Regions from separate parts of the Homo sapiens genome. Here region 2 is linked to region 1. A link is a contact called in ENCODE Hi-C data. All regions are on one chromosome and are shown on one strand. Each heading gives the region's core, a stretch centred on a gene start or an enhancer-like site at or near the end of the contact. The rest is flanking DNA. Distances are from core to core; before and after follow the strand shown.

Region 1 (6,562 bases), core at 11-2,510:
GGATGCATCCAGTAGAAGCCCCGTAAGTGCCTGTGTGGGGCTTCTTCTACCACAGACATGGAATTAGCATGAGTAGCCAAGAGGGGGAGAAGTCAGGAAGGCCTGACATAGGAGAAGGATCCATTTGTGAAACTTGATCCTGAACAGGAGGCTGAGAACAGGGCCTTGAAACAGCCCTGTGGACCAAATGGGGCAGGTGAACCCTCTTTGCTTGGCTCAGGTGGAGAGGGTGATTTGTTTTGAGATCTTATCTTATTGGACAAGTCAGTCATACGCCTGCCCTAAACAGCCATGGGCCATGGGGATGTGATGTGCTGACTGGCACAGTCATGTGTTCCTCCTGGTGCAGTCCAGATCCTGTTGCCTGAAGTGGGGATGGGGGACCCCTGGTCAACTATGGGGGACTACTGCCTCTTGGCAGAGAGGCACCATGACAACCCACCAAAGTGGGCTAATCAGGCCTCTGCTCTGATTTATTTGGAGTCATCCTTCCTCCTCTTGCAACTTCTATTCATCCTTAAAAACCCAGCTTAAACACTGCTGCTGGAAGCATCCCTGTGCAACTTCAACCTTCTCTGAGCCTCTGTGGTGCGGGCAGCCTCTGCCACATAATGTATCAACCTCCAGATCATCACTGCTCCAGCATAGCTGAAATATTGCCTATGGTTTGCCAAGTGTGGGCACGTTATCCTCATAACAACTGAGAAAGGGGAAAGCCCTCTGACAGCCTGGGCTGGCCTGGCATTCACAGCCAGGCCATGGTGTTCTGTTGGACATGAACAGTTCTACAGCCCAGAAACATCAGACAAGACCGCTCGGTAACCATGAAGGATCAAAACAAAGACGAGACCATTCTGTAGTCCTGCCTGAACGCAGACGAAAACGTGAACATCGTCCAAATGACAAAACTGCCCAAATGTTCCCCTTCCTGGCTCAAATGTTTCTTAACTAATTGCAGTTGTAGCTTTGCTCAGTTCCTCCTGCCGTCTAGAAGAGAATCATTGACATACCCAATCACAGAATTACCCTTGCTTCCTGACAGCATCCAGCCTAGAGAAACAGCCTGCAAAATCACTTAATGCGAGCCCAAATCCCATGATCAGTCCTACTAACATCCCCTCCCCGAGACATCCAGGGGTGCGCATTCCCCTCCAGTGCAGTGACTCAAAAAGCCAACTTTGTTCAACCGAAAGGTGTGTTCCTGGTAGCCTTTGGCCGGAGGGCATTGCATGATCCTGCAAAAGAGATGTTATTGTTCTTATGTCACGGGCAAGGGAACAGGGGTTCAGAGAGGTTATGAAGTTGCCTAACGTCACAAAGCAGGGAGGTGGCGAAGCTAGGGTCCTCAGAGCTCTTCCCATGAAAACTCATTCACATTTGTCCTTTCTTGTTTTACTTTACTATGTGTCTGTGTGTGTATTGTGTAGTCATCAGTGCTGTTTGGGATGCAAATGACAGAACTCAAACCAGCTCAAACAAAAACAGGGTTTGGCTCAAAGGCCCTGTGGTGACTGGCGGAGGCTGAAAGCAGGACTGTGTTGATCTCAAGAACAAGAGTTAGGCGCGCAGACCCTGTTGGAAGTCTCTCTATCTCCTGCCCTTGCTCCTCTCTCTCTGATGATCAGACTTTTCTACTTCTTAGTTGATGCAGCAGAAAACACCCGCTGCCAACAACCCGCAGTTCAGCTCCCAACCTCTCAACACAGATTGGAGTGAAGAACCCCGATTGTCCTCCCTGGGGTGCTGCACACCCCTGAACTATCCCCTGAGGTTGGGAGGTGGGGCTCCTGGCCGATGTGGGCTCTTCCAGTAATTGCACGTAAAATGGAGCTAAGAGCTGGGGACTCCCTGAAGAGGGGAGAGGAGTTTCTCGGCTGCCGTGTGCACAGCCGCCTGCAGCGGGACCCTCGTGCTGCTGTCTGGCGCCTCTGCTCCTTGTAGGTGGATCCCAGCTCTCCCCACCTCACACAGCCGGGTGCAGGGAAGCGCACAGAGGCCGCCGGGGCCCTCACATCCCGGAGATTTTTTCTTCTAACAAGGCCCAGTTGTGAGGTGGCCATCATCGTTAAGGGACCAGCCACAGCCCCGCCGGTCGCCACTCCTGGGTCCGGCCTCACCTCCCCCGCAACCCAGGGTCTCCGGGGTCTGGCTCAGCCTACGGTGTCAGAACCCGGGACAACAGTGCGGGCCCAGACCAGACTCCCAGCCCGCAGCCGAGGGAACCCCGCGCTCAGGCTGCCCCGGGGCTTTTCAGCCCTCTCCGCCTCCCCGCAGCCCATGCCCACCTCGCCCGCGCCCACCTCGCTGGCAGCCCTCACCCTCACCCTCACCGGGCGCTCGTCACAGCGCCCCCTACTGGGCCCCGGGGCCTCTCAGCGTTTCCGGCGCTCTTCACCTGACTGTGTCTCATTCCCCCCTCTTTTCTGAACACTCTATGTGCTTCAGCAATGAACTGACAAGTGTGTGGGTGTGTCCCTGTGAGAGTCCCTGCCTGTGTCCCTGTGTGGCTCTGTGTGTCCTGCTCTGTGTATTTGCTCTTCCTTTCTTCCCCTCCCCGTTTTAGGCGTTTCTCCGCCCTTCTTGCTCCACTCCACACCAGAATCTTTGCTCCTATGCGAGGTGAGTGGGGTGGGAGTTCGGGGTCCCAAGCATTTGGCCCTGTGGACCAAATGGGGCAGGTGAACCTTCTTTGCTTGGCTCAGGTTGAGAGGGTGATTTGTTTTGTGCCACTCAGGGCAAACTCTCGACACCCCAAAATAGACAGGTCTGAAAGAGAACTCAGGGATCCTTTTACCCAGCCCCTCATTTCTTTGTACTAAATGGATCTACTGTATGGCTCAACGCTATTATCACGGTCCCTACAAAGCCCGATTATTAGAATTATTGTGTAGGTTGAACCATATGAAATTGCCTATATTTGACCGTTTTTCATCCACAAGAAAGTCAGTTTCACCTGGTTCAATAGAATGCTAATTTTTAATTATATGACACCTGCCACACCCCATCCAATCCCAGGGCCAGAGCATTCCCAGGGACTTACCCTACTTATGTGCCAGCCCCCACCCCCACCTTCTACAGAATGGAAAACCAAGGCACAGGGAGGTCAGGGGATCTCCCAGGCTGCACAGGCAGTGACAGAGGGCTGAGATCCTGCTGGCCTGTCCCCTAGGATTGAGGTTCGTTGCCTGGAACTTTCCCCTTGACTTCTAAATCTTTTTTTTTTTTTTTTTTTCCTTTTTTGAGATGGAGTCTCATTCTGTCACCCAGGCTGGAGTGCAATGGCACGATCTTGGCTCACTGCAACCTCCACCTCCTGGGTTCAAGCGATTCTCCTGCCTTGGACTCCCGAGTAGCTGGGGTTATAGGTGCCCACCACCACATTCAGCTGATTTTTTCCCTTTCTAGAACTCATCTGCTCATCTGTTGCAAGCTACCCTGTTAGCCAGAATTAACACACATTTCCTTTCAGAAAATACTGCAAGGACATCTCCACAGCCAGACACAGAGCATCAAGACTGAACAAACCGGATGTGGTTCCCACCCGCAATCTTGTCAGGGCAGACAGAAAGCCAGGTGTGCCATGAAATGCATGCGTTACCTTGGTGACATTCAGAGAAGAAGGGGAGGGGGCCCCCTTGGGGAGCATGGCCAGGGAAGGCCTCTCTGAGGGGATGACATTGCAGCCACCATCTCCCTGCAGGTCCCTTAGCAGCCCTCCCTCGCCTTTTTGAATCTTGTACTTTTGAGCCATCCTGACCTCTTGGCCCTTTCGTCAGCCTTGGGTCCGGAGGTTTTAATGACGAGGTTAACAACTCTCTTGTAACTGGAGCATTGAAATCCCTGAATGAAAGCAGCTCAAAGGTTTAGTGAGGCCCACATGCTCTGCACTCTCCCCCTACCTTGCCATCCCTCCCTCCTGCCAGTTAATGTACCACTTTTTTTTTTTAATGGGAGAAGTACGATTTTTGGCATATATGTTCCTGGCTTTTGAGGGGCTGGAGCTGTGGGGTGTGTCGTGGGCTGCACTGATGGCTGTCCTTGGGGGAGGAGGTCTCCTGCACGGAGGGGCACAGGTCCCAGGGAGAGTGCACTGAGGTGAGGCCCCCTCTGGAGGCCTTTGGCTGTTGCTGGCAGTGGGCAGGTGTCTGTCAGAGTGGAAACAGCTGCTGATCTGGTGACTCCCTTGCTTCCTGGCAAGCACAGGTGAGGGCTGTAGAGGATCCTACTGGAGAGACAGAGAAGAGAAGGAGAAAGGGCCGCCAAAGACCATGGGGGTGAAGGCCCATGTTCATGAGGCCCGGCCAGTGCTGAACCACATCCGGGGAGGCACACAGCGACCCCATTTCACAGATGAGGAAACTGAGGCTCAGAGACTGAGCTAAGGGGCACTCAGCTGGTTTTCCACCCAGGCAGTCTTGTCCCAGAGCCTTCTGCTTCCAATCTCACTGGAGCCCAGGACTCACAGTCCAGTGCTCTATGACCCTGGAAGTAGTGAGCGCTCTGCCTGGGTCCCTTGACTGGATGCAGGCACAGAGGGATGGACGGGCACTGAGCGTGAGTGTTTGTTGCTCCCTGGACCTTTGTCCCTGTGAGTGTGTGTATTGTGGGGTGAAGCAGGTGGCTTGGCATTCTGTCTGAATCCTTCCCTCTCTCTCTGGGTTTCTGGGACTTGCTCTCACTCTTACCTCTTTGTCTTTCTCTCTTCGTTGTTGTGGTCTCCATCTTGTTCCTCTGTCCCTGTCTCTTTCTGTCTTGGTTTCCCTTTGTCTCTTTACATCTTGTGCCCTCTCTCTGTCTTCCTCTCGTCTTTGATTCTCTGTCTAGCTCTGCCTCTCTCTCTCTGTCTCTGCTCCGTCTTTGATATCCCACAACTGCATCTCCTTTATGTCTCTCCTGCTTTGTCTCCGTTTAGATTCTCTGTCTTGTCTTGTTGACTGTGTGTCTCTGCCTCCGTATTTCCAGGGTTCTTGCTCTCTTTCTCAGTTCTTCCCTTTTTTTTTTTTTTTGTTGGAGACAGGGTCTCACTCTGTCACCCAGGCTGCAGTGCAGTGGCGCAGTCTTGGCTCACTGCAACCTACACCTCCCACGTTCAGGCAGTTCTCGTGCCTCAGCCTCCCAAGTAGCTGGGATTACAGACGTGTGACACCACGCCCAGCTAACTTTTGTGTTTTTAGTAGAGGCAGGGTTTCACCATGTTGGCCAGGACTGGCCTCGAACTCCTGGCCTCAAGTGATCTGCCCACCTTGGCCTCCCAAAGTACTGGGATTACAGGTGTGAGCCACCATGCCCAGCCCGTTTCTAATTTTTTGTCCACCTCTGTCTCTCTCCTTTCCCCCTCCCCCAGTTCTCAGAACATGCACTGTTTGTGGCCCCTTCCCAGGCTTAGCAAGCCCAGCACATCATGACAGACCAGCCCCGGGTGACCCTCATGTCATCGTCCCACACAGCAGGCAAGGCAAGGGCCTGGTCCCTGCCCAGGCTGGGGAAGCTGAGCTGGGAGGTGTGAGGTGAGGTGTGCCTTATCCCCGGCCGACAGGCAGGACCTGGATGAGAGCCCCAGCCTGTGTGGTCCCTGTGAGTGTGGGCCCCTGTGTCTGTGTGCTTGTGGCCGAGTTTGCCCTGAGGTGTTTGCCACATCCCCAAGTCCCTGTGGCCCCCACCTCCACCCCACCTGTGTCTTCCAGGTCCTCCCTGATCTGCACGACAGGCTAGGCCCCGAGTGGGTGCTGTTGGCATACAGTGGGCCCTGTGGACTTGTCTCTGTGCTGAGATAAAGGGGGGCTTAGCAAACATGTCAGCCATCACAGCCAAAGGTTGTGCAAACCCCTGCTGACCCCCCTGGCCCTCTGGGAGGACTGGGCCACTCTGAGTCCTTAAGCCTTGAGGCCTGGAGGTGCCATCTGCCCTTCTCCTACCCTGCACCCTGACCTCTGCCTTCTGCTCTGTGGCATGGCGAATTTCTTCTTTACAAATGTTATTCAGCAAATCCACACAGGGTGCCTGCTTGAAGTTACAGCTGTGCTGGCCCCTTGTCTTGCCATCTACACCTTAGGGGTCTGAGGACAAGAAAGGCCCTGCTAAAGCTCCTTCATCAGGGGCAGATGATGTGACTCTGGCCAGAGGTGTCCCACCAGGCTAGCGCTTCATCACCTGGGTGAAGAATTAACTTTCTCCCGGGGCAGGGACAGAAAAGCACCCGACCTCCCTGTGCAGGGGTGAGAAGGCAGAGATGGGCGCCATTTGAATTCCTGTCTGTGCCTTGAAAGGGCTCCAAGTTTCCTGAGTTTAAAGGGAAAGGAATGAGTTTCAAGTTGGAAAACTTAATGGGTGTCCAGCCTCTCTACACTGTCCTCCAGCCTCACGATCCTGGCAGGGGGGTAACATGAAAGGTGCCCGTGGAGGACAGAGGCGCCAGCTCGCCCAAGCCCCGGCTGGGGACAGCCCCACCCTCACCCACTTTAGAAGCCCCCTTGGAAGCCCCCAGGTAAAACCCCCACTTCCTTTATCCCAAGCCTCTTTTTTGAGGTTTGCCTGCATTTTTGATCTTAACAAGTTTCCTTTT
Region 2 (6,743 bases), core at 2,859-5,358, 1.1 Mb before region 1:
TGGGACATTTCCCAAGCCCCTCAGACCTCATCAGGAAGGAAGAGGGCAAACAGGGGCCACTCCTGCTTCTGCCTGCCCCACGACTGGCTCATCTCGAAGCACCCCCTCTCTGGGAGTTTTGTATGTAGCACCCTCCAGGCGGATGCCCTGGCACAGGGCTTCTCTACAAATGGCTTCTCCTAGAAAGTGCTCCAGAAAGGGAGAAACACACAGTCCACACCAGCGGGCTGTCAACACTACAAGGTTATGGGGAGGATTAAGATAATGTAAGCAAAGTGCTTGACACATATAGGCACTTAATAAATACTAGTTATCATTGCAATAACAATAATACTAGTTGGATGAGCCACTGTGTCTCCAGCCACTTAGTTGACAGGCCACGTAAAGGACTAGAGGCAGAGACTAGCCCCAAAACAGGCCTGGGGTTGGTGGGAGGACCTCTGCCAGCCCTTGGAAACCAGCAGACTTTGGAGCCCATGCCCTCCTACATCCTGATGATATCATGGAAGAACCTACCAGCTACCCCTTCGGCACCAGAGGGAATCAGGGAAATGAACTAGCCTGAGGGTTGCCCATTGCTGTCCTGTTCAATATCTTAGTGCTTCCCAAACTTGGGGCATTCCATTCCCACATTCACAATTTTGACCACTTGTACTTAATATTTTTCTCTGAATGGACTTCACGTTAGACTCTTTTTTAACTTAGCTTCATCCTAAGCAATAAAATCTGCAAAATCATGGGTTTGATGTCCTAGTTATTTTTTTTTCTGGTAAAAAAAAAAAGATAACTATTAAGATTTAAAATGTTCCCCCAGATTCCACCTGAAATCACCTGGAGGATGCCTGGAGTGCTGTTCCACACCCTGGGCTCCCCCTGAAGTTCTGACTCCTTATCCCTACCTCTGCAGACACACTGGCTGGGCCATCTGGGGCCAAGGTTGGTGAAAACCCAGGCGTCTGGGTCCCCAGCAGCAAGAACAACTCCCAAGGAGACAGAGGCCGGCCCCCTGCATAACAACTTTGATGGCTGCGGCCCACCCTCCAACCACCTGACACATGTCATGCCAACGGCTCTGAGCCTCACATCTTCAAAAGTACTTTGAACAAACATTAATGACCTCTCAGCATTTCTCTGAGAGAGGGGGTGAGGGAGAGAGGGGGACAGGCACCATCCCATGCTGTCCTCAGCTGGGGGAAGAAACTAGGCAACAGAATTCCGTGACTTCACCAAAGCCACAGACTTAAGCTGGGGCCCCCTCCCCACCCTCCCTCACTTCCCCCAATGGCAACTTTAGTGGCCTGCATTCCTCTCGCTGGGAACACTACTATTTAATTAAAAACGACAGACTTTTGTTTTCCTCTCCCTCTTTCCTCCTCCCTCCCATCCTCCCAGACTGGATGCCAAGGAGACCCACCAAAAACATGCGGGTAACATTTGTTATGGCTTTGAAGATAAAAGTCAATTGAAGTAAGCCCTCGCTGTATTTCAAGTTTTCCCTCTAGCATGGAGCAAGCTGCCTGGCAGTTTAGAAAAAAAAGAAAAGAAAAAGAAAAAGGAGGGACTGCAAATAAATGTCATTCTGCAGGAATACTTTGTAAAAATAAACAGGCTGAAAAAACCCAAAACTTGATTAATGGAAATCCACTCAGTTGGCCTCTGTCTGGAGCTGTAAATGCATTTGTTCATACGGCTAAATTAGACCGTTTTCGTTGGCCTTTAAATAAATAAGTAGATCAAAAACTAGAAAGGGCAGGGGAAGAAGGAGAGGTTTGTAGTTCTCTTTTTAAAGGGCCCCAACTGCAGTGCCCCCCGCCCACCAAGATTTGACCTTTACTAGGGGACAGCAGCTCCAAGTCCGACCCGGCCAACAGAAGACAGAGAAGCCCCCAGCTAAGCAGTGGCGGTGGAGGAGGACAGGGGAGCTTCTCCTAGGCCCAGAGGTTATTTCATCCACACACAGGAACTGACTTTATCCACAGGTCCACCTCCCGACACCAGCACTGCAAGCGAGCTGCCAGGTCCCACCACCCAAATACAAACACATCTGAAGTCTCCACTGGCCTCTCCCCAGCCCATGGATAAGACCAAAGAACTAACCAGACCTGAGACTCAGTCTATTCCCCCTCTAAGTTAAAAAAAAAAAAAAAAATTAAATGTCACATCAAAAAGTTGATTCATCCTTTGATCCTAGGCTTGCGCGAGTTCCACGCAGACTGCCTGAAAGCCCCGTGCAGAGTTCCGGAGCTCACAGGACATCTGTGAACGCCAAGTCCCAGGCCAGGAGCTGGGGCTGGACTCACTCATTCCCATCACACTTAGTGCTCCTCCAGGAACTCCAGCCTCAGAGACACACGGGGTGAAGGCTCAGGGCTCTGCCCAGGCTACAGTGGAATGAGGCCCTCTATCTCATATGCCAAGTAAGGGGTCTTCCAGGTCTCAGTCCCCCTAGATCTGCTACCCAGAGGGCCGCCTGCTCTACTGGGGTTCCTGTACAGGTGGTACTGATGAATGCCACAGACAATCAGAACATATTCAGATCCTGGGGCCAGCACAGCTCTGCCTTCCACCCAGACACCCCTAATACCCCCTTCTCTCTAGCCCCTACTCCACCTCCACCTTTGAATGCTGGTGGCAGAAACAAGGTAGAAGTCAGAGCAGGCCCCCAAATCCCGCCGGTACAGACACGATTCCCCATCAACTGGACCTTCACCACCTCCCCACCTAGGACCTTTCCCCCAGGCAGCCCTCTGCCTCCAGCTGGGCACTTCGAGGTTCTCCAAGGCATGCGGGCAGAGGGTCGCGTTGGTGGGGCAGGGGGCAGCTGAGAAGAGATTTTCAGACCCAGAAGCTGTGCAGGAAAGTGCTCAAAGTTGGGGTGCATGGGTTTGGGGACCCATCTCTGAGGCTGAAAGGAGGCCAGGAGGTGGGGCAGGGGTGGGGAATCATACCCGGGTGCTTCGGCCTATGGTGCCCGCCAACCGCAGCTGTCGGGGTCCCGAGACACCGCCCGGGCAGCGCTGTCTCCCGATCCACTCCTCGATGCCCTTCCGAGCCCAGGCAGCGCTCACGGCGAAGCTGTCACCTGGGACGGGGACGACATGAAGCCCCTGAGTCTGGCTCCAGGTGCCAAAAGTTACCCCCGCGGAGGGAAGAAGGAGGCGCGGTGGGAGGCGAAGGACCACGGCACGGGGGCCAGGAGGGGGTTCGCGGGCTGGGGCAGGAGCCAAGAGAGGGACGCGGGTAAGTAAAGGGGGGTTCAGCGAAGCCCTAGGAGCGAGGAGCCAGAAGGGGGCAAGAGGGGTGAGCAGTACCCCAGGAGGACGGGTTTAGGATCAGACCAGGGAGCACTGGCAGCCAGGACTGCGGAGGAGAGGGCTGGGGGTCAGGAGAGGGGCCGCAGTAGGTGCAGGAGCCAGGATATCGGAAGAAGGGCCGGGGGGCAGGAAGAGGGGGCAGGGTCTTGCGGGGAGGCGCTTGGGGGTCTGAAGAGAGGGTGCCGTGAGAGCCGAGGGCAGGGACGCGGGAGGGGGAGGGGTTGAGGGTCAGCGGTGGGAGCGCAGGACCGCGGGGAGCGGGTAGGAGGGACAGAGGAGGGGGCGCGAAGGCTGCTCAGGGAGCGGGCTTGGGGGGCCGGTGGCCGGAACTGGGGCTTCGGGGTGGCCCTGGTCATAAGACCTGGCGGGCTGGGCCGTTCTGCCGCGGCCGCGGTGTCCCCCGCGTCCATCCCCGAGGTCTGCGCCCCGCGCGCCCCTACCTTCCGGGCTCTCCCTGCGCTTGCACACGGCGGCTGCAGGCACATCGCGAGGCGGCGGCGGCGGCGGCAGCCGCGGCGGCGGGAGAAGGAAAGAAAGGAAGGGAGAGAGTTAGCGACCGCGGCGGCGACGGCGGCGGGGCCCGGGGCGAGCGCGCGGGCGGGGGCACTGACCCGGCTTGGAGTGAAGTTTCCCCATGCTGGGGCTGCGGCGGCCGGGAGCGTCCCTAAGCCATGCGCCCGGCCCGCGGGCCTGGCGCCTCCCTTGGCTCTCCTCCTCCCGAAGCAGCCCCCGAGCCGAGCGGAGCCCGAGGCGGCGCCGGGACGCGCTCCTGCCGCCGTCGCCGCGGCCCGACTGACGCCCGGGAGCGCCGAGCCCCCAGCCCGCCGCCGCGGCCCGCGCCTCCCCGCGCGCCCATTGGCCGGTGCGGCGCATCAAAGGCAAGGCTGGTTGCGGCGGGGGCGGGGCCGGAGGCGGGGCAGGGCGGGGACGAGGGCGGGGCGCTGACGGGAGGGGCGGGACACAGTCCGCGCTCCCTGCCGCGGTCTGGGGCCGGGGGCCGAGCTCCAGGGCTGGCGACCCGGCGGGGCGGCTTGTCCAGGAGGCGTATTGGGACAGAACAGCCCGGCCATCGCTAACTGTACTGTCACTTCCCTCCGCTCCACGTTCTCTCTAAACGGGCAGGGCGGGACTCGGCGGCTCCAATTTACAGGTGGGGAAACTGAGGTCGGGAGCGGAGACCTTAGCTGCTCAGGTGCAAGCTTCGGCAGCGCTGCCTTTTCCCAGTCTTCCCACGACCTACCTTCTGCAGAAAGTGTTCATTACCCGCCCCGTGACCCGCCCCCCACCACCGCACTCCTCTAGTTTCTTATTTGGGGAGTCCAGGAGGAGCCCCCAGCGCACCCCGGGCCAGTGTGAGCCCAGCCCTCTCCAGGCAGCGACAAATGTCCAAAGCGCCCCGTTATCAGCCAGTCTCTGGGATCTCCTCGTCCGGGGGCCCGTGGGTGCCCGCCCGGGTCGGGGCGCGCTGCCAAACTGCGCGGCCCGGAAGGGGGTAACCGCTGAGTCTTTGATCTTCCTTGGTTTCCGCTCCCCGCTGCAGTTCGCCAGACCCAAGGGTTTGTTTGTTTTGTCTGGGGAGGTCTCTGCGGGGAGGTCGCGCGGGGGGAGGGGGATGGTGGCGGTCGACATCAAGGGATTCCACCCCACCTTTGTGGCTCTCAGAACGCCTGCCCCCTTCTGGGGACACTGTGGGTCCGTGTTACGCTCGTCCTGGCACCAGGCAGCTCTGGCGTGGGAAAAGAAAACCCGCAGCTCAGAGTGAGACCAGCCCCGACCTTTGGAGTGAATTACCTGTGCTCAGTTTTGTGATCTGTATAATGGAGGCTCCATTCTGCCCTTTTTGCCGACTCTCTAGAGCAGCACTGCCCAATAGAAATATAATGTGGGCCACATTTGTAATTTTAAATTTTCTTGTCGCCACATCTTTTAGAAGTAAAAAGAAATAGATGAAATATTAATAATATATTTCGCTTAACTCAATACAGTCAGCCCTCCTTATTCACAGGTTCCACATCTGTGGCATCAACCATCTGTGGACTGAAAATATGCAAAAAGAATAATACAGCAAAAATAAAGAATAAAAAACTTTTTAATATAGTATAACAACTATTTACATAACATTTACATTGTATTAGGAATTACAAGGAATCTAGAGATGATTTAAAGTATTCAGAAGGATGTGTGTAGGTTATATGCAAATACTACAGGACATTTTATATAGCGGACTTGACATCTGGGGATTTGGGTATCCTCTAGGATCCTGGAACCAGTCCCCAAAGACACCAAGGGAACACCATATATCCAAAATAGTATAATTTCAAGATATAATGAGATATTTTACATTCTTTGTATTGCGCTAAGTCTTTAAAATTCAGTGTGTATTTTACACTTAAAACACATCTCAAAGACTAGCCATATTGCAAGTGACCATTTGCACTTGGCTAGTGGCTACTGCATTGGGCAGCATCGCTCTGGAAGATCTACATGTCTCAAAAGGACATTAGGAATTCACAGCCCCCCAGAGTCATAAATCTCTTCATCCAAGTGTCTTACTTTCATGTTCCAAGCTTCCTTTTTTAACACCCTTTTTGGTGGAAACGAAGGCTAATGTTATAAGCAGGTACACTAAAATCCTGTTGGCCAGGTGGTTTCATTTGAAGAGTGCTGAAACCACAAAAATATATTACTGTTGTCATTTTTATGTTACAATTCTTCATTCAGTACTTCTGATGTGCCAGTCCTCATCCTCCATCATGTGTAGCCCTCGCAACCACTCTCTGATGCAGACTCATACTTGTTCTAGAAAGGAGGGAACCTATTCAACTCAGAGAGGTGAACTCACTTGCCCAAGGTCACAAAGTTCATCCATGACCCAATTAGGAACTGAACTCCAATCTGTTGATTTCATTGCCCAGGCTTGTTTTCACTACATCAGGTTGTCCCAACACAGTGCAAAACTAATGTTCCACCACTAGAAAGAGAGTCTTCCATCTGGAAACAAATATGAAGGGCCAGCCATGTGACAACCATTGTTTTAGTCACCTAAGATACATCGGTGAACAAAATAGACAACTGCCACTCTCATCGAACTCCCACTCACCTAGGGGGAAGATAGGCAAGAAACAATAAATGATGAATTAGTAAACAGTGTAGTAAGTTACACCAGGGGTAACAGGCCATTTTTCTTTCTTTCCATCCCATAAGGACCTGACAGCAAACAATTTTGCCCTCTAGGGGACACTTGGTAATGCCTGGAGGTATCTAGTGGGTAGAGGCCAGGGTTGCTGCTACACATACCACAATGCATAAGGCAGCCCCCCCACCCTACCAGAACAAATGATCCAGCATCAAATGTGGGTAATGCTGAAGTAAGAACCCCTGAGCTGTAGGAACATGAAAAAGTGGGGCAGAACGGCGGGGGTCAGGTGT

Evidence for each region. A loop is a pair of places that touch in the nucleus more often than their neighbours do. Pooled maps may share reads with other maps.
Region 2: a map of CD8-positive, alpha-beta T cell shows a loop between it and region 1 (4-fold over the local background). The contact joins the promoter of NKD1 here to the promoter of LINC02179 in region 1. A Hi-C loop is called at or near these places in 2 of 168 maps with a recorded cell type or tissue (CD8-positive, alpha-beta T cell and naive thymus-derived CD4-positive, alpha-beta T cell) and 5 of 50 pooled maps.

The regions. Positions count from the first base shown.
Region 1 is chr16:49,460,804-49,467,365 of GRCh38, reverse strand. It overlaps LINC02179 (long intergenic non-protein coding RNA 2179), which reads right to left and starts at 1,260. Exons shown (of 2, transcript XR_243442.1): 1 at 1-1,260. RefSeq lists an enhancer at 2,089-2,590.
Region 2 is chr16:50,545,761-50,552,503 of GRCh38, reverse strand. It overlaps NKD1 (NKD inhibitor of Wnt signaling pathway 1), which reads right to left and starts at 4,108. Exons shown (of 10, transcript NM_033119.5): 1 at 3,926-4,108; 2 at 3,755-3,787; 3 at 2,949-3,082. The coding sequence starts at 3,950. RefSeq lists silencers at 3,786-3,975, 4,016-4,465.